Linked DNA regions of Homo sapiens: regions 2, 3, 4, 5 and 6 are each linked to region 1. The links are chromatin contacts, found by Hi-C or POLR2A ChIA-PET in ENCODE. All regions are on one chromosome and are shown on one strand. Each heading gives the region's core, a stretch centred on a gene start or an enhancer-like site at or near the end of the contact. The rest is flanking DNA. Distances are from core to core; before and after follow the strand shown.

The links. A loop is a pair of places that touch in the nucleus more often than their neighbours do. ChIA-PET counts read pairs that join two places held with the same protein, here RNA polymerase II (POLR2A). Pooled maps may share reads with other maps.
Region 2: a map of B cell shows a loop between it and region 1 (10-fold over the local background). The contact joins the promoter of KLF11 here to the promoter of KIDINS220 in region 1. A Hi-C loop is called at or near these places in 2 of 168 maps with a recorded cell type or tissue (B cell and naive thymus-derived CD4-positive, alpha-beta T cell) and 8 of 50 pooled maps. POLR2A ChIA-PET finds 5 or more read pairs at or near these places in 1 of 52 experiments (GM12878).
Region 3: a loop to region 1 is called in a map of CD4-positive, alpha-beta T cell, with 6 times the contacts of the local background. The contact joins the promoter of HPCAL1 here to the promoter of KIDINS220 in region 1. A Hi-C loop is called at or near these places in 1 of 168 maps with a recorded cell type or tissue (CD4-positive, alpha-beta T cell) and 7 of 50 pooled maps. POLR2A ChIA-PET finds 5 or more read pairs at or near these places in 1 of 52 experiments (activated CD4-positive, alpha-beta T cell).
Region 4: a loop to region 1 is called in a map of CD8-positive, alpha-beta T cell, with 19 times the contacts of the local background. The contact joins the promoter of ODC1 here to the promoter of KIDINS220 in region 1. A Hi-C loop is called at or near these places in 3 of 168 maps with a recorded cell type or tissue (CD4-positive, alpha-beta T cell, CD4-positive, alpha-beta memory T cell and CD8-positive, alpha-beta T cell) and 9 of 50 pooled maps.
Region 5: a map of CD4-positive, alpha-beta T cell shows a loop between it and region 1 (11-fold over the local background). The contact joins the promoter of PDIA6 here to the promoter of KIDINS220 in region 1. A Hi-C loop is called at or near these places in 2 of 168 maps with a recorded cell type or tissue (CD4-positive, alpha-beta T cell and naive thymus-derived CD4-positive, alpha-beta T cell) and 8 of 50 pooled maps.
Region 6: a loop to region 1 is called in a pooled map, with 3 times the contacts of the local background. The contact joins the enhancer-like site here to the promoter of KIDINS220 in region 1. A Hi-C loop is called at or near these places in 1 of 168 maps with a recorded cell type or tissue (CD8-positive, alpha-beta T cell) and 5 of 50 pooled maps.

Annotation. Positions count from the first base shown.
Region 1 is chr2:8,836,091-8,839,879 of GRCh38, forward strand. It overlaps KIDINS220 (kinase D interacting substrate 220), which reads right to left and starts at 1,523. Exons shown (of 30, transcript NM_020738.4): 1 at 1,390-1,523. RefSeq lists silencers at 1,580-1,639, 1,650-1,699.
Region 2 is chr2:10,040,935-10,044,799 of GRCh38, forward strand. It overlaps KLF11 (KLF transcription factor 11), which reads left to right and starts at 2,616. Exons shown (of 4, transcript NM_003597.5): 1 at 2,616-2,824. The coding sequence starts at 2,783. It overlaps KLF11-DT (KLF11 divergent transcript), which reads right to left and starts at 2,467. Exons shown (of 3, transcript NR_135558.1): 1 at 2,376-2,467; 2 at 1,699-2,070; 3 at 619-717. RefSeq lists a promoter at 1,874-2,773 and silencers at 2,460-2,689, 2,980-3,029, 3,150-3,199, 3,240-3,309.
Region 3 is chr2:10,301,622-10,305,117 of GRCh38, forward strand. It overlaps HPCAL1 (hippocalcin like 1), which reads left to right and starts at 1,283. Exons shown (of 5, transcript NM_002149.4): 1 at 1,283-1,556. LOC101929691 (a long non-coding RNA gene) reads right to left here and starts at 1,096. Exons shown (of 4, transcript XR_922791.3): 1 at 1-1,096. RefSeq lists silencers at 818-1,597, 1,482-1,679, 1,998-2,177 and an enhancer at 1,858-1,917.
Region 4 is chr2:10,446,163-10,449,635 of GRCh38, forward strand. It overlaps ODC1 (ornithine decarboxylase 1), which reads right to left and starts at 2,165. Exons shown (of 12, transcript NM_002539.3): 1 at 1,959-2,165. SNORA80B (small nucleolar RNA, H/ACA box 80B) reads right to left here and starts at 687; the gene lies at 552-687. RefSeq lists silencers at 102-331, 1,556-3,035 and an enhancer at 1,346-1,435.
Region 5 is chr2:10,811,380-10,814,824 of GRCh38, forward strand. PDIA6 (protein disulfide isomerase family A member 6) reads right to left here and starts at 1,406. Exons shown (of 13, transcript NM_005742.4): 1 at 1,299-1,406. The coding sequence starts at 1,317. RefSeq lists an enhancer at 409-468 and a silencer at 959-1,708.
Region 6 is chr2:7,429,124-7,432,740 of GRCh38, forward strand. LOC100506274 (a long non-coding RNA gene) reads left to right here. Exons shown (of 6, transcript NR_038432.1): 4 at 1,057-1,170. Among named protein-coding and RNA genes, the nearest start is that of LINC01871, 290 kb to the right of the region's middle. RefSeq lists enhancers at 963-1,696, 1,697-2,430. Within about 2 kb of position 2,013, at least 11 of the 41 ENCODE cell types and tissues checked have a DNase peak (open chromatin) inside an H3K27ac peak, as active enhancers do; they include CD8-positive, alpha-beta T cell, where a contact is called at or near this core.

The DNA of each region.
Region 1 (3,789 bases), core at 273-2,772:
AGAAGAGATATTCTGGATATAAAGATAAAACTATGTGACTGGTTGGAAAAGAAAACAGGTGGAAGATGACCAGATGCCCAGCATAGGTGACTGAAGAATGGAGCTGCCCTTAACCAAAAAAAAAAAAGCAGGAGAAAGAGCAGACTTTTCTCTACTTAAGTTATGCCTCCTCCCTTCCACCACCCCAGCTGGGCGAATGGGGCTTTGGCCAGGCTGAATTTGAAGTGTCCCAAAAGAACTAGGTTGGAGAAACCCACCCAATACTTGGAAAAAGATACCGTTCACACTGTGTGTGAATGATCTGGAAATTATTCACACAAAGGGTGTAGAACAAGGATTCTCAAACTTGTGTGCACCAAAATTATTTGGGAAGCTTGTCAAATACACATATCCCTTGAGCTCCTCCCCGGGAGAATCCCATTCCCTAGATCTGGGGTGGTGCCCAGAAACTGACATTTTAACAAGCACCCCAAAATGATTCTGATGAAAGTAGTCCATGCTAGTAAAGCTAGAAGAGAACAAAGAACACACCTGGCCACGGCATTTCCCAACCTGGGCTCTGCACTCAATACCCCACGGTGGTTTAAAAAGGTGTAGATGTCTGGTCCTCAGTGTTGTCAAAATGTGGACAGGAACGAACCTGAAGGGGTGATTCCCGAGCCACACCTCAGGCCGAAGGAATGGGAATCTCTAAAACGCTAAGAAATCTACATTTTTAACAAGCGCCCATAGGGAGCAGAGATGGCTGCATAGTTATTCATAAAAAAATTTTTCATCGGTTTAAACCTGTCAACTTGAAAGAATAAAAATTCCAACATTACAAAGTGATGAAGAAATTATTTCCCTATAAATAAATCTTGGAGGCGTGGAAATCAATGGCTTGCACTATTTTGCCAGGCGTTTAAAAGCCTGCACAGGACAATGGAGCAATGGAGCCCACGATAAAAGCAAGGGAGAAAACAACACCTCCCGGCCCGTGGAAGCCTAGGAGGAGGAACCTAGAAAGACTAGCGGTACCAGCTAAGGGGGCTCTCAAGGTGGTGGATGTGCCAGAGGCTGCTTGGCAAAAGAAAAAAAACGGTTTTACCAACACCCTTCACCCCAACCCACCCGAGGGGCCCCTCAGGAGACAGACCACCAGAGACTCCAAGGTCGGAGACCTTCCCGGCGCTCCAGGAAACGCGGACTCGCCCCGAAAGCCGGGGCCCGAGCGTCCGGGGCCCGCGCCATGCCCTCCCCGGGACCCCCGGTCCGAGCTCGCCCCTTCCGCGCACTCCTCGGCTGTCCCACCTCCCCGCCCGACTCCCCGAGCCCGGCCTCGCCCCCGACTCCTCCCCAATCCCGCGGCAAAGCTTCGCGGACCGGCCTCCACACTGACGGTCTCCCAACCTGGTCCTCAGCTCCGGCGGAACGGGCCCGCTCGGCTGCAGGCGATGTCAGAGGACGGGGAAGCAAGAGACGGCGACTGCAAGCGCGTCGCCCTCACCACACCCGGCGGCCATATTCTTCCCTCTCCGCGAACTGACAGATCACGTGCCCTGGGTAGGGGAGGGACTCCGGGTTGCCACGCCCCCTGGGCGTGGAGGGGAGGGGCGGGGCGGGGCGTAGAGCAGGCGGGGCTGGAGGGGCCGCGGGGCGGGGACACCCAGGACAAGCGCCCCAGGCAAGGTTTTTCAGTGTCAATGTCACTCTTATTACAGTTAATTTATTATCCCTATTTTCCATTATAATCAAGCTTATTCAGAGAAATAAACATCAATTATATCTTCAGAAGAAACTGCACATACATAAGAAATGAAAGCCCGCTCAGCAGCCTTCTTCCGGATCCAGGAGCGAGACCTCTGCCTTTCGCGGGGCCTGTAGTTCACACTCCTTCCAGGTCTCCCAGCACCTCCCCTCACCTCCTTCAGCCTCCACATTCCTAGGCCTTGCTGCCAACAAGCGTCAATCTTGATTTTTGAAAAGGTCCAAGGATGATTACGACGTGCGTAGGTTGCGAACCATCGAAAAGCACCCACCAATGTGTCAACCTGGCAACTCAGGAAAAAGCCAATAAGGAGCCTGACTTCATCAGAAGTTGGTGCGGGGTGGGGACAATGGCTCACTCCTGTAATCCCAGCATTTTGGGAGGCCAAGACGGAGGATCACTTGAGCTCAGGAGTTTGAAACCAGCCTGGGCAACATGGAGAGACCTCTTCTCTACAAAAAAAAAAAAAAAAAAAAAAAATACAAAAATACAAAACTTAGCCAGGCGTGGTGTTGCACACCTGTAGTCCCAGCCACTTAGGAGACAGAGGTGAGAGGATCACTTGAGCCCAGGAGTTCGAGGCTGCAGTGAGCTGAGATCACACCACTGCACTTCAGCCAGGGCAACAGGGCAAGATCCTATCTCCAAACAAACAAACAAACAAACAAAAACGGAAGTTGGTGTGCCCCTCATGAAACAAGGAGCGAACACCCCAACGTGTACAGTGGAGTCCTAAATGGTGTGATTTCTTCGATAATGACTTGCTAAGGCCAGCCACTGTTGTAAACAGGGCAGGGTGGGTCAGGCGTTGGGGGTTAGAAGTATGGTAGGTGTATTAGCCCGTTTTCACACTGCTATAAAGAACCACCTGAGACAGGGTAATTTATAAAGAAAAGAGGTTTAATTGACTCACAGTTCTGCATGGCTGGAGAAGCCTCAGGAAACTTAAAATCATGGCGGAAAGGGAAGCAAACACGTCCTTCGTCACATGGCTGCAGGAAGAGAGGTGCCCAGCAAAAGGGTCAAAAGCCCCTTTTACATCCAACAGATCTCGTGAGAATTCACTCACTATCACGAGAACAGCACGGGGGAAACCGCTGACGTGATCCAATCACCCCCGACCAAGTCCCTCCCTTGACACGTGGGGATTATGGGGAATACAATTCGAGATGAGATTTGGGTGGGGTCACAGAGCCAAACCATATCAGTAGGATATAAGGATGAAGCCAACCTTAGAGTAGGGGAGAAGACAAGGAAACAGGTTAAATGTGCGTTATTTAGCACAGCCTTTCTGAGTCCTGACCATGTCCTAGGCACAGTGCAGTAAGGAGGTAAGCACAGAGGATGGAGTTACCAACTCTGCTTGGGGTCCACTAGGAAGGTTCACAAAAGAAGGGACCCCCCCCCCCCGCACCTCCAGCTGTATCTGAAGTATAGTTTGTCCATCACATCAGTTGGATGGGGCTAGGAAGAATGTCCAGGTCGGGGAACAACACTTTGGAAAAGAATAGAGATGAGAAGGAGGGTGGCCCAAAGTTCCAGGAACTGTCAATATTTGCCAGCCTTGGGGCTGGGGTGGCAGCATGGGAGGGGGCAGTAGATGGAGCAGGGGTCAGCCTCTGAAGGGCCTTGAGTGTTAAGTACCATTTGGGAATTTGTTCTAGGGAAATAGAAGGCCACTGAAGGGATTAGAAGAGTATCAAATTTGTCCTATGGAAATAGAAGGCTGCCTCCCCCAGCATCCACTACCCTTCCCACCACCCCCCAACCCCATCTTTCCTCAGCCTCCAGCTGTTTCCCTCAATCCCCTCCATCCTCCTCTTATCCTCTCACTGCTTCCTCCACCCTCTGCCCCCACATCCTCCCCCAACTCTCCCCACACCCCTCTTCCTCCCATCCCCCCCTCTGTCCTCCCGTCTTCCTCCAGCCACCCAAGCCTCTCCAATCCTCCCACCACTTCCCCTAGTCCTCCTTCTGTCCTCCCTCATCCTCTTCCCTCCCTCTCTTGGTAGCACAGTTTAGCACTCCCTCCTGGAAATATT
Region 2 (3,865 bases), core at 1,366-3,865, 1.2 Mb after region 1:
CAGATTGTAGGGCGTCTGGCTGGAGGGAGGGAGACCTGTTGGGAGGCAGTGGCAACAATTCAGGTGAGCAGGTGGTGGCCAGGACAAGGGCTGGCGTGGGTGACATAAGAGTTTGAGAGGAACTGAGAAGGAAGAAGGGCATGTAATTGGCGGAAGACAGCAACTGTGCGAAAGGGAGGAGGTAAAGGTGACGCTCAGGTTTCTAGATCAAGGAACAGGGTCTCCAGTTGTACCCTTCACGGAGGTGAGAAATCCAGATTTGGCTGGAATCCGAGTTCAGTTTTTTGTTTGTTTTTTTGAGACTGAGTCTCTGACGCCCAGGCTGGAGTGCAGTGGTGCGATCTCGGCTCACTGCAATCTCTGCCTCCTGGGTTCAAGCGATTCTCCTGCCTTAGTCTCCTGAGTAGCTGGGATTACAGGCGCCTGCCACCGTGCCAGGCTAATTTTTGTATTTTTAGAAGAGACGGGGTTTCATCATGTTGGCCGGGCTGGTCTTCAACTCCTGACCTCAGGTGATCCGCCCGCCTCGGCCTCCCAAAGTGCTGGGATTACAGGCGTGAGCCACCGCGCCCGGCCCTGAGTTCAGTTTTTTTAAGGACACAATTAGAGGTGCTCACGGGATGTTCAAGCAGGGAGGCTGGTGGATACCTTCGATTCGCTCGTTCACCTACGTGGACTTATTAAACAGCCAGGCTCCCTGGCCTTGGGAGAGTCCTTCTGGTGGGGAGACAGATGATAAATAACTGAAGTAATGGAAAAGGGGCAGTTCAAGAAAAGTGTTGTGGAGGAAGAAAACAAGAAAGCCCGCCAGAAGGGGACTGGAGGTCGGCCCCGAGGGTGTGTCCGCTAGAGGGGGCCTCTCCAGGTGGACTGCGGGTGAGAGTAAAGGGGGCATGTGGGGGAAAAGCATTCTAGGGAACAGCAAGTGCGAGGACCTGGAGACGGCAGAGGGGCTGGTGGGACAGGCGCCCAAGAGGAGGCCCAGGCTGTCCCTCCGGGGCGTGGGGAGAGGCATGGGGCTGGGTCCCTGCAGGAGCTCACAAGCCACAGTGGGGAGCAGAAGCGTTACGCTGAGTACAGTGGGAGCCACTGAAAGGGTTAAAGACCCCTGGGGGTGCTGAGTGGGAAGAGGCTCTGGGAGCTGGAGTGGACGCAGGGAGACCAGTTATAAGGCGAATGCAGGAGTCCAGGCAAAAGAGAATATTCCAGTGTGTATCTTAAGACTTAACTTTTTACACACAGAACACCCTGCGCCCCTCTCAGAGCCTCCGGGGTCTTCATGCGAGCAGTTTATCACGGTTCTTTCGTCTTAAACCCTCTTACTATTTCAGCAAACACCCTCTCCTCAGCCTGGTCAACCCCTCTGCCCAACCCGAGTGGGCCCCGAAGGAACAAGTGGGGACCAGAGTCCTGCTCATGTGAGTGGTGGGGCCCAGCCCGTTCCCCTAAGACCAGAATTCTCTCGCTCAGAGCAAAGCCCCGGGGTGCCGGGATTCTCTCTCTGCTCCCGCTCCCTGGATGGAGCTTTTAAAAAAGGAGGATTCCTCACTGCGGCCTCTGCCCCTTGCACTGAGCGCCAACCCGCATCACAGCTCAGCAAAGGCGCGCGCAGTGAACAGACGGAGGAGGGGTGGCTCCTCGCTGAGCTGAAGGCTGCGGCGACGAAAATAAACAGCATGGTTCCTGCTCTCCACGAACCTGGCGCTGCAGACGTGGGCAAACCACACCAAGAGACGCGAGCAACCGAAATATAGGGAGAAAAAAAAAGGTGCCCTGGACAGCGGGCTAGATGTCTCCTGCAGGCTCGAGGACTTCCCGGAGGGGGCGGCGTTTTCTCGGGGCCTGGGAAGAATGGGCGGGTTTCAGCGGGCGCCTTCTGGGTGACTGCCCGTTTCGGCTTCCCCTGACCCCGTAACAGAGCGGAAGAGGCCCAGAGACGCCAGAGGAGGGGCGTCAGCGGGACACTCAGGCCAATAAGCTCTGACTCCCGCTGTCTGCAAAAATGACCGGATGCAGGAATGTCACCTAGAACCGGCCAGCTTTCCGACCTCTCCGGTCAAGGACGCATTCCTAAGAGACGAAGGGAGAATGACAGAAGTTAAAAACAACCAAACAAAAGCCAGGTTGAGGCCTCTAGGTGGGTCTCCGCTACCGATGGATTCAGCCGGTGGGGCTGCAGGAGGTTCCTATAAGCGTGGTCCCCTCTCCCCGCACCGAGTCCGGCCCCGGCCCTGGGATTTCCCCAGCCGCCGCCCCGCCCCCTCCGCCCCGCCGCCCCCGCCGCCCCGCCGCCCCCTCCGCCCCCGCCGCCCCCTCCGCCCCCGCCGCCCCCTCCGCCCCGCTTGCCCCTGGCGCCGCTGCGACCTTTCCCTTACTTTCCAGGGCCTCAGGCCCCGCCCCTCGCTCCGACCAAAACACGTGCCGCGTCCCGCCCTGCCCGATCACGCCGCGGCCAGGCTCCGATCACGCGGCCCCCCGCGGCGCTCATTGGCCGGCCGGGCACGAATTGGCTGGTGGTGGCCGGCCCCGCCCCGGCAGGGGCGCGGTGTATTTTGGTTCGCCTCCGCGCCCCGCCCCGCCAGCCGCTCCCTCCGCGGCCGCCCCGCCCCTCCCGCGCCGCGAGGGCCGCGCCGGGGCAGAGCCGCGCGGGCGGGCGAGGCGCGTGCCGGCCGCAGGAGCTCCGGGTTGCCGCCGCCGCCGCCGCCCGCAGCCCACGTGCGGCCGCTGCTGCGCCCGAGCTCACGCCCCGCGGCCGCTTTGTTGCTCCCGGCCGGCCTGCACGATGCACACGCCGGACTTCGCAGGCCCAGACGACGCGCGCGCAGTGAGTGGTGGGGCTGCCGCGGCGGGACTACTCGTCTGAGCGAGGGGCGAGGCGGGGGAAGTGGTGCGGCACTCGCGCGCCTGTAAATGCGGGAGGTGGGGCGTGCAGGGCTTCGCTGCGGCCGCGCCGGTAGGGGCCTGGGCGGGCTCCGGAGCCGGGCGGGGCGGCGGCCGCGACGGGCGCGCCCGGGTCGGCGGGGGCGAGGAGGGGGCGTGTTCCCCGCGCAGCTTTGTCTTGCGCTTCCTGGGCGGCCCCGCCCCGCTGGCCCCGCGGCTATTTCCAGCCATGACGTCACCCCGGTCCTGTGAGCCGGACGGCCGTTGGGCGGGGGAGCGGCTGGCGGGAACGCGGCACGCGGCCTTGGGGGCGGGGCAAGAGCTGCTGGCGGGAACGCGGCACGGTTTTGGGGGCGGGGCACGCGGCCGTCGGGCGGGTTAAGAGCGGCTAGCGGTAGTGCCGCTCGGGCCTGGGGGCGGGCAAGGTCTAGGGGCCGGGGCAACGACGGGAGGCGGGAGCGCCGCACTGCCTTGGAGGCGGGGCAACGCTTGGAGGCGGGAACGCGGCACGCGAGCGTTGGGGGCCCTAAGCGTCGCGACCTGGGGGCTTCGGGGAGGTAGCCGTGGACGTGGGCAGAGCGCGGGCCTCGTGGTGTGCGGGCACTGTGGGCCGGGCGAGCCCCTTCCCGCCCGTGTGGTGAGTCGGCCTCGGCGCCCGGTTCTGTGACATCACAGGGGGTTTAGTGGCGCAGCCTGCGGGACAGAGGCCGGGGATTTGAGGTGGCCTCGTCTTGTTTGATCTCGGGGAACCTCGGCAGACGGAAAGCTTTGATGCTTTGGTGCATGGCAGATAGAGAGGAAACGTGTATCTTCGTACATTTAAAGTTTCCTTTCCTTTTTTTTTTTTTTGATAGGGAGTCTCGCTCTATCGCCCAGGCCGGAGTGCAGTGGGCGCGCGATCTCGGCCCACTGTAACCTCCCTGGGAGGGAGGGGTATTACTCTTCTCAGAGTAATATCACCCTCTCGCCCCCGGCTTAGTTTTCT
Region 3 (3,496 bases), core at 33-2,532, 1.5 Mb after region 1:
AGAGTGGCCTTGGCTAAGAAGGAGGCATGGCACCCGCGGGTACCGGGCCGCCTTCATCAGTCGGTGCACTCTGGTCCACCGCCCACATGCCTTCATGTAATCTTCACTGTAGGGCCCACAGGGAGGGGAACTTCCTCGAGGTCTAGCTTTGCCTTTCCGCCTTCAGAGCCAAGTAAGAATGAGGGGTCTGGGCTCGGCCCACCTTCCCTGCAAGGCCCTGTGCCCGCTCCCCTCAAAGCTGGTCTTGCATGTTGCTCTGGCGGCCTCTGTAGCAGGAGTTCACTCTGTTTTCCGTGGAGGAGGAGTGGAAGGAGGGATTCAAGCTCTCCCCTAGAGACGCTAGAAAGACAGTTTTGTCTCAGCCTCATACGATCGCCCAGCTCCACATTTCTGGCTGTTTCTGTGGTTACCTTTCTTCGGGGATGTTTGGGGCGGGAGGTGGGTGTGTGTGTATATTTGCTCTTCTGAAGCCGTTTTTCCGGAGCTCCTGGTGGGGGTGGGGGTGCTCTGTCCCTGGTTCCTCTCGAGGCAGGTGCAGGGGATGGAGGATGCCCCCCTCCCCGAGAGCCAGGAGGCGCCGACCCTGGGCAGGAGGTGCCAGACCGGCGCCTCTCCCGCGTGGAGCTCGAAGACCACAGATGCCTGGAAGGGAGGAGCACCTTCCGTGGTTAGGTGGGGAAACCGAGGCAGAGGCGGCCCAATGGACTCGCCTAAACGGCCTGGGGAGTCACTGCAGGTAACCAGAGCTGGAGCCAGGCTTCCCACTCCAGGCCCGGGGCTCTCCCCCGAACAGGCGTGGGAAGGGGTGCGAGCTGCACGCGGGGCTGGGGCTGGGGGTGCGGGGCTGGGGCAACTCGGCTCTTCCCCTTCCTAGGCCGCCCGGGCCACTTCCTGCGGCGTGGGGGCGGGGGGCGCGGGCGCAGGGCTGGCCCCTCCCGGGCGCCGCCTCTCGGCCTCTTCTATACCAGCAGGCCAGAGGCCAAGGGTTAGGGGAACAGAACCGGTGCCCGGCTCCGCCCCTGTCCCGAAAGCCACTGGGGGCTGGGACCCGGCAGGGCCAGGTTTGGGCCGCGAGGGCCGAGGAGCAGCGAGGTGCAGGGGCTGCGAGGGCCGAGCCGGGCGCTGAGGGTCCGGCAGGGGGCGTGGAGGGGGCGGGGCCCGGAGGGGGCGGGGCCGTAGGAAACTTGAGCGCCCGCCTCTGGCCGCGCGCCCCGCCCCGGCCCCCGCCTCCGGGTCCCGCCTCCAGGTCCCGCCTTCGCGTCCCTTCCTTCCCGGAGCTGGCAGGCGGGCCGCGGCGGCGGCGGGCAGCGGACGGGCGGACTGACGGGCGCCTCCACCTTGCTCCCTCCCTGGCTGCCGGCTTCCTTTTGTCTTTCTGGGCGGCGATGAGCGCAGGGCCGGCGCAGCAGCTGCGGGCGCACGGAGGCCCGCGCTGCTAGTCACTCCTCCCGGCCTCGGCGCGCTTGTCCCGGGCAGCGGCCCGGGCCCGCTGCAGCCGCCGCCGGCGCCGAACTTGGGCTCGGGAAGCCGGCGGACCGCGTCCTGCGCCGGAGCAGGTAGGGAAGGGGCGGGCTGCGGTCTGCTGGCTGCTGAAGTGTGCCCCGGGCGTGTGCACCCGGCGTGTGCACCGGCGAGCGCTGCGATCCGGCTCTTTGCGTGTGTGTTGTGCGCGCGTGTGTGTGTCCGGGAGTGCCCGCGTTTCTCTGCGCGGTGGAGTTGTGGGTGACTGCGGACGGTGGTGTGTCTTTCGAATGGCGTGTACTCGTGGGCATCCATGTGTGCCTTAGGTGTGCACATTTTGGACTGCGTTTGTGGAATTGTGTGTCGGGGCGCAGTTGCTGGTGGGGAGCGGTGCCTGGCGGGTGTCGTGTGTGAGCAGCTGTGCGCAGAGCGGGGTGGCGGGGTGGGTGTGGGTGGTCCAGCCCCACGCCCAGAGCCCCCTGTCCCTGCTGGTCGGCGCAGTGCGTAGCTTAGGAGCCTCGAGGACAGCTGGGACCCGACGGGCAAGGGCGGGCCTCGCGGGCAGGCTGGGCAGCCCTCAGGGAACAGGTCCGTGCGGCCCACGTGGGTCGCCTGTGAGCTTCTGCCAAGGGTGGGGGCCCACGCGGAGGCGATCCGCTCGTTCCTCCCAGGGCCATGGGGCGACGAGGAGAGCCCTGGCCTCCCCGCGACCCGCACTGCGACCTGGGCCAGACGCGCCACCTTCCCCGGTCGCGGTTTGCTTCTCTTTAAAATGAGGACAGCTCCTCCCTTGGGGGCTGTGGTGACAGGTGAAATGAGAACGCACTGAAGACAGCTCTTGGTCCAAAGCCCCGCACACAGTAGGTACTGTGTTAATTGGATTAGCGTCTCCTGTTTAAAATCCTTTTTTTTTCCCCTTTATCGTGGGTGGGGCCTTACATTTTCCCCGGGCGTGTTTTGTGCCTCTCCCTGGCCCTAACTTAACCGCGAAGCACTGAGATTCGAGAAAGTTTAGCTGCCAGCTGCGCTGCCTCCTGCAGCACCTCCCGGGCGGCGCCGCCTCCGCGAGTGCCCGAGAGCGCCGCGCTGGGCGCCGGCCCTGCCCCAGCCCCCAGGCTCCCGCGCAAGCGTGGGGGTCCCTCTCCTGGCCGGGAGGCAGCGACTGCGGAGTTGAGAACCCTTTGGTTCAACAAGTTCCTAGTCCGGGAGGATGCAGCTCAGCTCGTGGAGTCCGAGAGTCACGGCGTAAAATTGGCGCTTCCCGCACATGCAGATCTCGGGCTCCCGGGGTGTCCCGGCCGCCAAAGGCCACCCCTTTCCTCCTGGCTGACCCCAATTCCACCAGAGGAGGATGTTTGCCAGGGACGCCGAGTCCAGCTGCTGGCCTCGGCATTAGACAACCCCCAGCCCCAGCCCCTGCCATCCCTGCTCCCTTGCAGCCAGCCTCATGCCGGGGGTGCCACATGGGACACCTCCTCCTAGTCCCACACCTTAATTTAAAACATTTACTTTTGAAACCTACTAGTCGTAAAATTGAACCGCAGTGAACGAGCACCCAGCTCTTACCACGACTCACTCTCTGGAGAGTTCTGGCGCCTCGGCGCTGGCTCGGACGCAGCAAGGCCAGCTCTAGGGGTCGGGTGGCTCTCGGCCAGAGCGAAGGATATTCTTTCCCTTCATCGCCTTGGTGTCTTTCTCTGGGGGAAAAAAATCGCCTTTAACCAAGGGAGCCAAGATCTCACCAGTGCAGGAGGCTCTCAAAATGGAGCGCCGGCATGGGGTTGGGCTGCGGAGGGGACAGCATGGGCGGCCTTTTGGTATGGATGCGCTTCCCAACTGTCAGGGGCTACGTGATGGTGTTCCCAGAGAGGCGGGCTGCTTTGCGGGCTTTTAGGAGCCAGGGATAGAAACCTGGTCCGGTTCCTTTGGTTTCCCTCGGCCGAGACTGAAGCCCTGCAATCCTAGCCATGGCAGGCCAGGGGGATGCGATGAACTCATTTTCTCATTTTTCATCCTGACTTAGTGACAGGGGCAC
Region 4 (3,473 bases), core at 915-3,414, 1.6 Mb after region 1:
TACTCTTGTTGCCCAGGCTGGAGTGCAATGGCATGATCTCGGCTCACCTCAACCTCCGCCTCCTGGGTTCAAGCGATTCTCCTGCCTCAGTCTCCCGAGTAGCTGGGATTACCGGCATGTGCCACCACACCCGGGGCCTGGCTAATTTTATATTTTTAGTGGAGATGGCGTTTCTCCATGTTAGTCAGGCTGGTCTCCAACTCCCGACCTCAGGTGATCCGCCTGCCTCAGCCTCCCAAAGTGTTGGGATTACAGGCGTGAGCCACCACGCCCGGCTAGAACTCAGTATTCTTAAACCAGCGTTGCCTACCAAGTTTAGCAATTCCGGGAATGCCAACTGTCCTTACAGTCACTCTCGTATTTGCTTAGCTATGAGAATAATTTGGGGCTAACTTCACCAAAAAAGAAAAACAAGCAAGAACATCACTCTAGTAACAATAAAAGCCACTGTATTTTGCTTTCATCAAATGTGGCACCTTGTGAACCAGCTTTCTTAAAATTATTTATTTTAACCTTTAAAAATTTCTGCCAGGTAGAGCTTTCTTCTTTTCCACTGTGCAACCCACTTCAGTGCCAGCAGCCTACGGGCACAGAGGCCAGGCAATGGTTCGGGGACACAGTTTGCTCTGGCATGGGGTACTATGACAGGCCCAGGGTGACGGGCCTGTCATAAATCCAAACCCATGCATAGAATTTGCTTTAAAGCTCTATCTATTGTGACTGCTTGGCATTGTCAACCTCCGAAGTTGCCTAAATCACCCCTCGGAGAAGGGAAGAGAGTAACAACGCTAGCAAAACCATTTTTGTTACAGACATGGTTATATATTTTTGTTTATATGAAGAATATTTACAATTTAATAATAAATAGGCTCATGCAGTCTCGGACTGGGTCATTTGAGGCCTTATTAAATATTTTTAAGGCAATGTTCAGGCCTAAACTTGGAAAGTTTTGATTTCTTTTTAATACGCCAATACTTTTTTGCTTTTCTGTATCTTTTAAGGCGTTACTTAAGTAACTTACTTGAATATATTTTACTGAAGAACACCTTTCGGTCTTTCTGTAACAGCTAAGTTATTTAAAATGGTCAATCAATTAGCACAAGAGGATAATGTTAGAAGAGATAGGGGCTAATTCAAACAAACTTTGAAAAAAATTTCACAAATCAATTAAAGTCTGCCCAATTTTATGTTTAAACAAAGTCAGCCAACACATTCTTTGTCCTCCCCAGACATTCCTGAGAGGTTCTGCCTTCTACACTTTCACCAATTATTTCGACTTCGCAAACAGCACAATCAGCCTTTTCTGCAAACCTTAGGGCTGTCTCCCCTGTGTATGTCCGTTCATCTAAGCCAAGCTTTTCCGAAATCACCGAGTCATTCACAGTCCTTAAATAAACACCTCTAAGTCATGGCCGAGCATCTAATATCACAGCTACTACAGCAAGACTATCTTAGCTCTACCCACTCTCGCGGGTTTCCAAATTGGTGTCATCTGCTCTGTAGACACAGCGAAAATAAAAACTGGAAGGAAACTGAAGGCGCCAAGGCCGGGGCCCGCTCGTCTGTACCAAGGCGAGCCCGGGCTCTGCGCCCCTGCACCTGCTGCGCGGCCGCCAGGGCCTCCCCAACGGCTCCCCGGCCAGCGCGCGGCCGCCGAAGGGTTGGGAAAGAGGCCGGCGCGGGGCCGCAGGGTCTCCGGGTGGGTCTCCCCTAGGCCCCTCCAGCCCCGAGCTGTGAAGACGGGGGCAGAACGAGGCGCCCGGATCACCCTTATCCAGCCGCGGGAGAACCCCGGGCCGGGAGGAAGCGGCGCCTCAAGGTCGTGGCCCGCTCGGCGACCACGTGTCTCCGCAGGCCGGCGAGGCGCGCCGCACACGTGCCCGGGGCCCGGGGCCCGCAGCCCGCCCCGGCTCCCGCCCTCGCTCCCTCCCTTCCTCCGCGGCCGGGGAGTCCCTCACCTCAGAGCGCCCAGGCGCCGCAGGCCAGCCCCATGGGGAAGCGCAGACGCCGGAGCCTGAGTCGCAGCCGCAGGAGCGCTCGGCCGCCCCCGCCGCGCCCGTCAGCGCCTGGCTCCCGCCCGCCGGAGACGCCGGCCCGAGGTGGCGCCGGAGCTGCTGGCAGAGGGGCGGCGGGCGGCGGCGGCGGCGGCTACAGGAGGGACTGACAAAGCCCCACGGCACGCCGCTCCCTACTTATAGCACCGGCGGGTCGCCATGGAGACGCACCAGCTCAAACCAGCCACGATCGGTTCCGGCCGGGACACCGCCGGGGGAGGGGCGGGGGCCCGGCGGTGGCCAACCCGGGCCCGCGCGGAGCTGGTGGGGCGCCGGCGGGCCGACGTCAGCCGAGCCGAGCACCGCCTGCCCCACGCGTGGCCCCCGCCCCCGGCTTCGCGCCCCGCCCTCCCCGCCCTGCGGCCGCCTCTCCCCGCCCTCCCCGCCCTGCGGCCGCCTCGCCCCGCCCCGCCCTGCGGCGGTCTCGCCCGCCTGGAACTGGTCCGCGCACGCGCACGACGCCGCAGGCCCCGGCCCCGGCCCGCGGCAGCTGAACGGCAGAGCCTGTAGCTGCACAGCTGTGCTTCCACCTGGCGTTCAGTACCTCGTGCCCGAGAGCGGAAAAGGGAAATCGCGAGCGGAGGACCGATGTGCTGGCCACGTGGGCCCCGCCGGGCCGACTCCGGACCCTGCTGCCGCCCATTCCTCCGGTGCAAGGGACCTGGAAGTGATCCCGGTGCCGCTCTGCTCCCACCAGCTAGGGAGCAGAGGCGCGGGAGGGAAGGGGCGTCCCGGGGGTCGCCAGCACGCTGCGGGCAGGGCTGGCAGCCGCCTCCACGCCCCCGCGCTGGAAGCCTCGTCTTTGTAACATCGAGGTATCCTGTAACTAGATGGGTCCTGGCCTGCGGAGGTAGTTTCCCCTGTGAAGCCAGGGACTCAGCCAGGAGCGTGAGGGGACCCGGATCCTGAGTCTCCAAGCCGCCCACTACCCTCTGCTTTACCGGATGGAACTCATCAGTAACTAGGTATCTTTAAGGGCGGCTCCCTGGCGCGCTCTGAGAGTTACGGAAGTCCCAAAATGCTTTGACCGAAAACGTCTAAACAGTGAATACATAAAGCAAAAAGCCGCGTGGGAAATTCGAGTCCCTAGGAGCGCCCAGGGGACGCCTCTGGAGGTGGACTGCCACTCACTCCAGGCCACGCTGGAATGCCCGCACCAGGGAGGCACTGCACTTGAATTGGGGACACTTTTTTTTTTTTTTTTCATTTTTACCTTTCATTCCCTTTTGGACAATCCAGACAGGATATGTCTCTCCCTAGGGTGGGGATTTCGACTCCTTAGGGTGGGAGTACAGCCGATGAAGAGTTAAGGAGAGGAGTGGGTAGATCTAGATCTAGCCTTGGGTGGGTGGGGGCGGGGTTGGAGGAGCTCAGAGCACTGGCCCAGCGCTGCCCCCAACTTGCTGTGTGCTCTTGGAC
Region 5 (3,445 bases), core at 156-2,655, 2.0 Mb after region 1:
ATTAGCCAGGTGTGGTGGCATGTGCCTGGATCCCTTGAGACCAGGAGTTCCAGGCTGCAGTGAACTATGATGGAAACCCTGCACTCCAGCCTAGGAGACAGAGCAAGACCGTGTCTCAAAAAACAGAAAGACATGTACTAACTCATTAATCCTCAGGACAACCCTAAGGGAGTACTATTATCAGTCCCTAAAATGGTGAACACCGTTGAAAAGGCACTGGCACAGAGTGGTTAAGTAACTTGCTCCAAGTCACAGAGCCAGTAAATAGGGGGAAGGTGGTCTGAGGCCAGAGCCGAGGTTAAGGACTGTCAGAGCCAAGGCTGTGACCAAGGCGAGCCCGGCAAGGACAGGACCCTCGGCCTCGCCCACTAAGAAGCAGACATTTACAGAATTCCTAAGACGCCGCGTTCCATTTCGTTTTTAAGGAGTCCGATCACATGCGAAGCGCCCCTGCGTCTTAAGCCCAGCTTTTGGAAGGCACTGTCCCTTTCTAAGGGAACTATGGGTCCTTATTTCAGGACTGAGATTTAACATTTCAGTTTTTCGTTTCTGAGACAGAGTTTCACTCTTGTTGCCCAGGCTGGAGTGGCGCGATCTCGGCTCACTGCAACCTCCGCCTCCTGGGGGTTCAGGAGATTCTCCTGCCTCAGCCTTCTGAGTAGCTGGGATCACTGGCGCGCGACACCACGCCCGACTAATTTTGTATTTTTAGTAGAGACGGGGTTTCGCCATGTTGGTCAGGCTGGTCTCGAACTCCTGACCTCAGATGATCCACCCGCTTCGGCCTTCCAAAGTGCTGGGATTACAGGTGTGAGCCACCGCGCCCGGCTTAACATTTCAGTTTTTAAAAGTAGGAGCTGCATAAAGCAGGTGGCAGAAACAAGCAGCAGTGCAGGACGCCCGCCAACCTCCGTCCCCACGCACGAGTTCGAGAAGAGCCCGGAACAAGCTCCCCTGCGACTCTCCGGGAATACAGACCCCCTCCCCGGGATCCGGCCGGGGCTGGGCTCCGCGGCTCTCCCGCCCGGCCCTGGACCCCGCGCCCGGCTCCAGCGCACGAGGCTCCCGCCCCCCGCGGCTGCGGAAGCCCCTCCCCACGGGCGCCCGAGTCTCCCGCGCACCCGCACCTCCGCCGGGGCAACCTAGCAGCTCCTCCGGACGCCGAGGCCCGCGCCTCCCGCCCGCCAGGCCCACTTCCGGCCGCCTGCGGCCGCGGCCCGCCGGGGAACGGCCTAGAGATTCGAAACCTTTCAGGCCGACCCCAGCTCGCCCGCCTCCCTCCGCTGGCCCGCACCTACCGAGCACCAGGAGAGCCATGCCGAGCGCCGGGCTACGTGCAGTCCCCACCGCCGCCGCCGCTTCAGCCCTGCAGCGTGCCGCACGCCGCGCCCCCGCGCCCACGTCCCGCCCCAGGCCAGTCCGGTGGTCCGAGGGGCGGCCGCGCGGGGGCGGGCCGGAAGGCGCTCGCCAAGCCGTGGCTGCGGCTCATTGGTCCGGGCGGACATCGCTCACTCACATATCCAATGGGAGGCGGCCGGGTAGAGGTTACCGGTTTGGTTTTTTTTCACGGGGGCGGTGGCGAGCAGCGGAAGGCGGGGCCTGCTGGGGGCGGGGCTGGCAGTCTCGGCTCGCACCGCCTCAGCTCCTCCGGGCCCTCTCGGGGTGCTGCTCGGAGGGGAGTCCAGTACTGGGCGTTTTTACCTTAGTTCCTTATTCTGCACCCCCCCACCCCGCCTCCTCCTTGCCTGTGTGCGCCCCCACCCTCTTTATCCCGGGGGAGCGTGACTCGGCCTCAGGGCACCCACGGTCCTGGGAGCTGACAGGGAATTCCTCTTGTGCCCGACGAATATTCCGTGGACACACATTTGCTCCGCACGCGCTGTCTGCAATGTAATTCGACAAGTTTCTATTTTGTTGAATTACTTTTGAAAGTTCTTCCGTCCAGGGCGCATGGCTCTGCAGAGCCTTCTCCTCCTTCTCTGGAGAACCCCAGGGACTTAAGCGGTAGCCTCCTCGCTGACAGGGTCTCCACTTTGTCCTGGGGGGCGAGGGGGCTGGCAATGCGCTCACGTGGGTGTGTGCTTTGTAAAATATGCAAAAGTGAAAAAAAATATGTTTGTGGGGCAGGCTGGCGAGCAGTGGCATGATACAGTTCACTGCAGCCTTGAACTCCTGGGCTGCAGTGAGCCTCCTGCCTCGGCCTCCCAAAGTGCTGGGATCACAGGCATGGGCCACCACGCCCGGCAAAAGTAAAAATTTTTTTGCTTTTTTTTGAGATGGAGTTTTGCCCTTGTTGCCCAGGCTGGAGTGCAAAGGCGGGGTCTTGGCTCACTGCAACCTCTGCCTCCCGGGTTCAAGCGATTCTCTTGCCTCAGCTTCCCGAGAAGCTGGGATGACAGGTGCATGTCACCACGCCCGGCTAATTTTTGTATTTTTAGCAGAGACAGGGTTTCTCTTGCCTCAGCTTCCCGAGAAGCTGGGATGACAGGTGCATGTCACCACGCCCGGCTAATTTTTGTATTTTTAGCAGAGACAGGGTTTCTCCATATTGGCCAGGCTGGTCTCGAACTCCCGACCTCAGGTGATCCGCCTGCTTCGGCCTCCCAAAATGCTAGGATTACAGTTGTGAGCCACCACGCCCGACCTAAAAGTAAAATCTTTCAAGCACAAGTTAAGACCACTGTATCTTTCCGCCTTGATTCTCCCTCCTATGTTTGGAGTGGACTCGGACATTTTGTTTTTGTATTAGTAATTTCTCCATATTGTAGTGTGTAAGGCATAAGTATTCTTAGGCAGGGGTCCAGGAGTGGTGGGGGCCGGCTGGTGGGCTTCCTGGAGGAAGTGGCACTAGAGCTGCGTTTGGAAGATTTTTCAGGCAAACTGAACTCAGAGGCACAGCAGCCCTCTGAAGTCACGGGGGCCTCTCCTGGAAGCCACATGCCAGCATTGATTTTCCCCAGGGAGGCTGCTTGTCCCGGGACAGAAATCCTCAGCTTGGTACCCCGGGCAGCTCCTCCTGAATGTGAAGGTGCGTGGGAAGCCCAACCGGTGATCGCAGGGCTGTTTGGGATTCACAGCAAAGGGCAGTGGACTGCGAGCCTGTTCCTCCAGGCCTGTCTGCTTTCCCTGAAGGGCGCCTGAGGGGCAATGAATGCTGTTTGTTTTTCTGACCCCTTTCCTGCATTTGACACATTTCCCCCCTTAAATTTGCTGCTGTTGCTGACTGGATTACAGCGAAGTCCTTCCTTTTCCTCTCAGCCTGGAAAGTCATGCTTTTCCTCCCTGGATGGAGGAATTTAATTCTCTTACCAGAAGAGGGCCCCTTCATTTGTCTTTACATTAAGACAGTTAACTTTGTCCCCATGGGCCACAGACATCACAGCTTCCACAACGCACTCACGATCGAGTTTGTTTTCTCAGGGTTGTGAGTTGATCGCAGCCTCTC
Region 6 (3,617 bases), core at 763-3,262, 1.4 Mb before region 1:
TGCTCTGATTATTAAGCTAGTTTCTCAGCTCCAAACTCAACCTTCACTGCTTAGCCTTGTCACGGTGGGAAGGCTGGGAGAGGCCAAACCACCTTTCCCCTTTGCCAGGGCTCCCTGATCAGTTCTGCCTATGTGCTACTAAGGGAAACAGTAAGGCTGGAGGAGGGAAAGGGGACACCACCCTTCTCTTTGCGCACTGCTTATGCCAGCAGCATCCGAGCAATACCGCTTGCCCTGTAGTGCTTCTTGAGTCGGATTTCAGTTCAGTGTCTGGGTTTTTTAACATTTCTATAACCATTCTCCCTCCTCAATAGCACTCCCACATCAGAAGCTGAGTCCCAGCTCCCTGACTTCTCCAGATCCTAGAACTATCAGCACCAGCAGCAGCACACATTCCATTCCTGTGGGGCTTGGCTCTGTGAGGCTCCTCTCAGCTCCCAGATTCTCCCAACACAACTTCTTTCCTTTGTTCCCCCAGACTTCGAGCAGGTCATTTCTTGCTATGCCTGTCTAACCCCTTCCCTAAATTCAATTCTCTCTGTTAAGATAACCAGTATGTTTCTGCTTTCCAGTCTGGATTCTGATTGATACACAAAAGCTGCATTCCCACATCAAGGGAACTCCGAGTGTTCACCCTCCGTGGTAAGGGGAGACTGGGAGACCCCACAAAAGCATCCCAAGAGAGGAAGAGTCCCTTTACACACCTGCTGCCCCGTGTGTGGATGCCCACTGAGCACGGAAGTTGTCAAGTAAGAACTCTCAACTCCCTAGTGTTCCAAATCCCAGTTCTGGTGGAGTCAGGTATTACAGTCATAGCAGAGCAGAGGACCTTAGCAGCCCTAGGCAGAGAGGGGCTGAAGAAGCCAACCAAGGCTTCAGGTGTGGTTGGAGAAAGAAGTCTCAGCTTCAATCAAGTTTTCAAGTTGGATTAATACATGGGAATGAACTGTTACTTATCTGCTATATTGTTTTTGTGATATCAAGTAACCTGATTTTTTACATGTCCAAAAAAACAACAACAAAAAAGTATTGAAGCCTACCTTAAATTTCATCTAGGGACAAAAGGAGGAACTAGCCCACCAAGCAGGTTTAAAGGGAGTGTCGGACACAAAAATGACATGCCCCATATTGCAGTCTAGAAGGAACAACACGGTGAATTGTCTACTGCAGGTAAGCCAGGGGTGTTACAGGCGTCCTGAAAGGATACAGCGCAGGGTGCTGCAGCCAGGCAGTAAACAGTTGTATTTCTCTTTTCTCCACTGTCCTAAAGAGACTGCCCTGGGTGGCCCCTGCCTCGATTAGGTCACCAGATAGTTGCATTTGCCCTCCTCTGCCAACTCCCTAAGGTCAGGGTGGTGGCGTGCGGATTCCTAGCAGACTGCACAAGGTCTGAGGAAGGCTGGGTGGTGGACACACAGTTGATTAGTGATAGGAACCATGGTGGAGGCTTGTCAAAAGTCAACAGAAAGACAGACCAGCAGGGGTTGCCTGATTCTACGTGGAGCCCTGAGGCTGGGACTCAGCAAGAGCGGCAGGAGGGGACTGAGCGTGCTTTTAAGGACTGTTCAGAGAGCAAGGGGACCCAAAGGGAGAAGGAAGTGCACACCCTGACACAGAGAGTGAGGTGGAGACCCCAGCCGTGTCACAGAGCAGCGTGGGCTGGAGACTAAGCGCGGGGTGCAAGGGCTTCATGCGCCCTAGGGAGGAGGTCACTGTGGGCAAGAGGTGGAGTGGGGTGTATGGAACAGCCAGGCACTCGCAATGAGTCCATCTCTCAGTTCACCCCGGTCAGCCCTAGACTTCTGGGCTAGCCCAGCCGCTCCTTGCGTCCTGGGATGGGCTGCAGGCCTGCGAGTGGCAGGCGCAGCCCGGCTGCAGGAGCGCGGCTGGGGCTGGCCGCTCTCGCTGCCCTCTCTCCGGAACTGTTTTTTTCTGTCCTGGTCTCTGAAAGCCTTATTGATTGCTCAAAGTGAACTTCTCAGCCCACGGTTTCCTCACCCCCGGGGCAGCTTGCATTTCCTCTGCCGCGGCCTCTGTCGCCTCCCCTCCCGCGCGCCTCGGCCTTTTACATTTCAAATGCTCGACAGCTGGGCCAACTTCTGCTTCCGCCCAAAGAAGGGCTCTTTGCCGCTCACAATGGCCGGCCAGTGGCGCGGGGGCTCTTTTCTCTCCAGCTGTGAGAGAGGCTTTTTCAAAGGCCGGGGGGAAGCTGCCGTCCAGCTGCGCGCCTGGCCGCGGGGGCCCTGCATGCTAATCAGCGGCGCGCAGAGCCGGGCTCCGTGGGGCCGCGCAGATGCGCCCTCTCCGCCCGCAGAGCCTTCCGGGCAGGTGAGGCCAGGCCGGCCGGGCGTCACCGCAGGTGTGCACTCCGCGCGCGCACTCAGCTCGCTTTGGTGTTTCTCCAGGCCCTCAGGGCCCACCACTCCTAGTCCCAGCCCACAGGTCTGCCCGAGTCTCCGCCCAGGAATGTGGTCCTGACGCAGGGTGCTGGAACCAGGCTTCTGTATGCACTAGAGAAATGCCCTTGGCTCTATGACGGTGACCACAGAACCTGGACACACTGGGTGGGGGCGGGGGCCGGGGGTGGTGGTGGAGTCCTGATCCTGGCCACAGCCAGATGATTTTTGGAATAACCCGGCTTCAACTTGTTCATCACAGTTTATTCCCAGTTGAGTGCTTTTGTTCACCCTGGTCTTTATTTTGGGAGAATCTTCTGCTTTGTACCATGAGCGTCACTGCCTGTGGAAACCCTCTCCATCTGTGAAGTCCTCTTTCATATGGCCTGGCCGTCCATCCCCGCAGGCATTCCAAACGTCTTCTCTTTGGAGCACCGTGTTATTTCACCGTGGTATTTTGCTTGTCTTTAATAAGAATACCAAAGATACATAGTAATTGAGGCTTCACTAAGTTCCAGGTGCTAAAACCTGTCACATGCATTAATCTCATCGGGGTTGGTACAGTCCCTCAACACTGGAATTGTACAATCGTCATTTTATATGCTGGGGACCAGGGCACAGAGGCTGAGTGCTGGCAGGGCCATGGCTACCATGGCTAGATGCCCCGCAGCCCCCCGCCCCCACCCCCACACTGCCTTGTGTAGGTGTCCTCTCTATGTGTCTGATGGCTTTCCTGGGACTGGAATCTCCTTTAGGACTGGACTCTAGCATCTTTCCTCTTGGTGATCCGTAAAGGGCCCGCCTTGCAGACACAAGGGATAAAGGAGATGGAAAAGTGGCATCCGGAAATATCCTGAGCACCCACACTGCCACCTGCAGTAGGATCATCCCTGTCACACATGTGACTTCACCCACGCGGCCACCCACAAGGAGAGTTCTTAACTTCACCATTTTTTTAAATGATAAACATTAGATTTTGGGTGTACTGGACAGTAGAAAACAAAAATGTATATAACAGCTCCCGTTACTTATTATGGCTACTTGTATTGATGTGGCTCATGGGCTGCTCTCAGAGTGGATTTCTTCAAGGCGTGATGGACATGAGCTCCAGCTTCCCTCTCTCCTCTCTCCTCCAGTGTGATGCCTTCACCGGTTGGGAGTCATAGTGAACTTCCTTCTTTTCAACATTGCTTTAATGCTTATGATACTTATTTACAAACC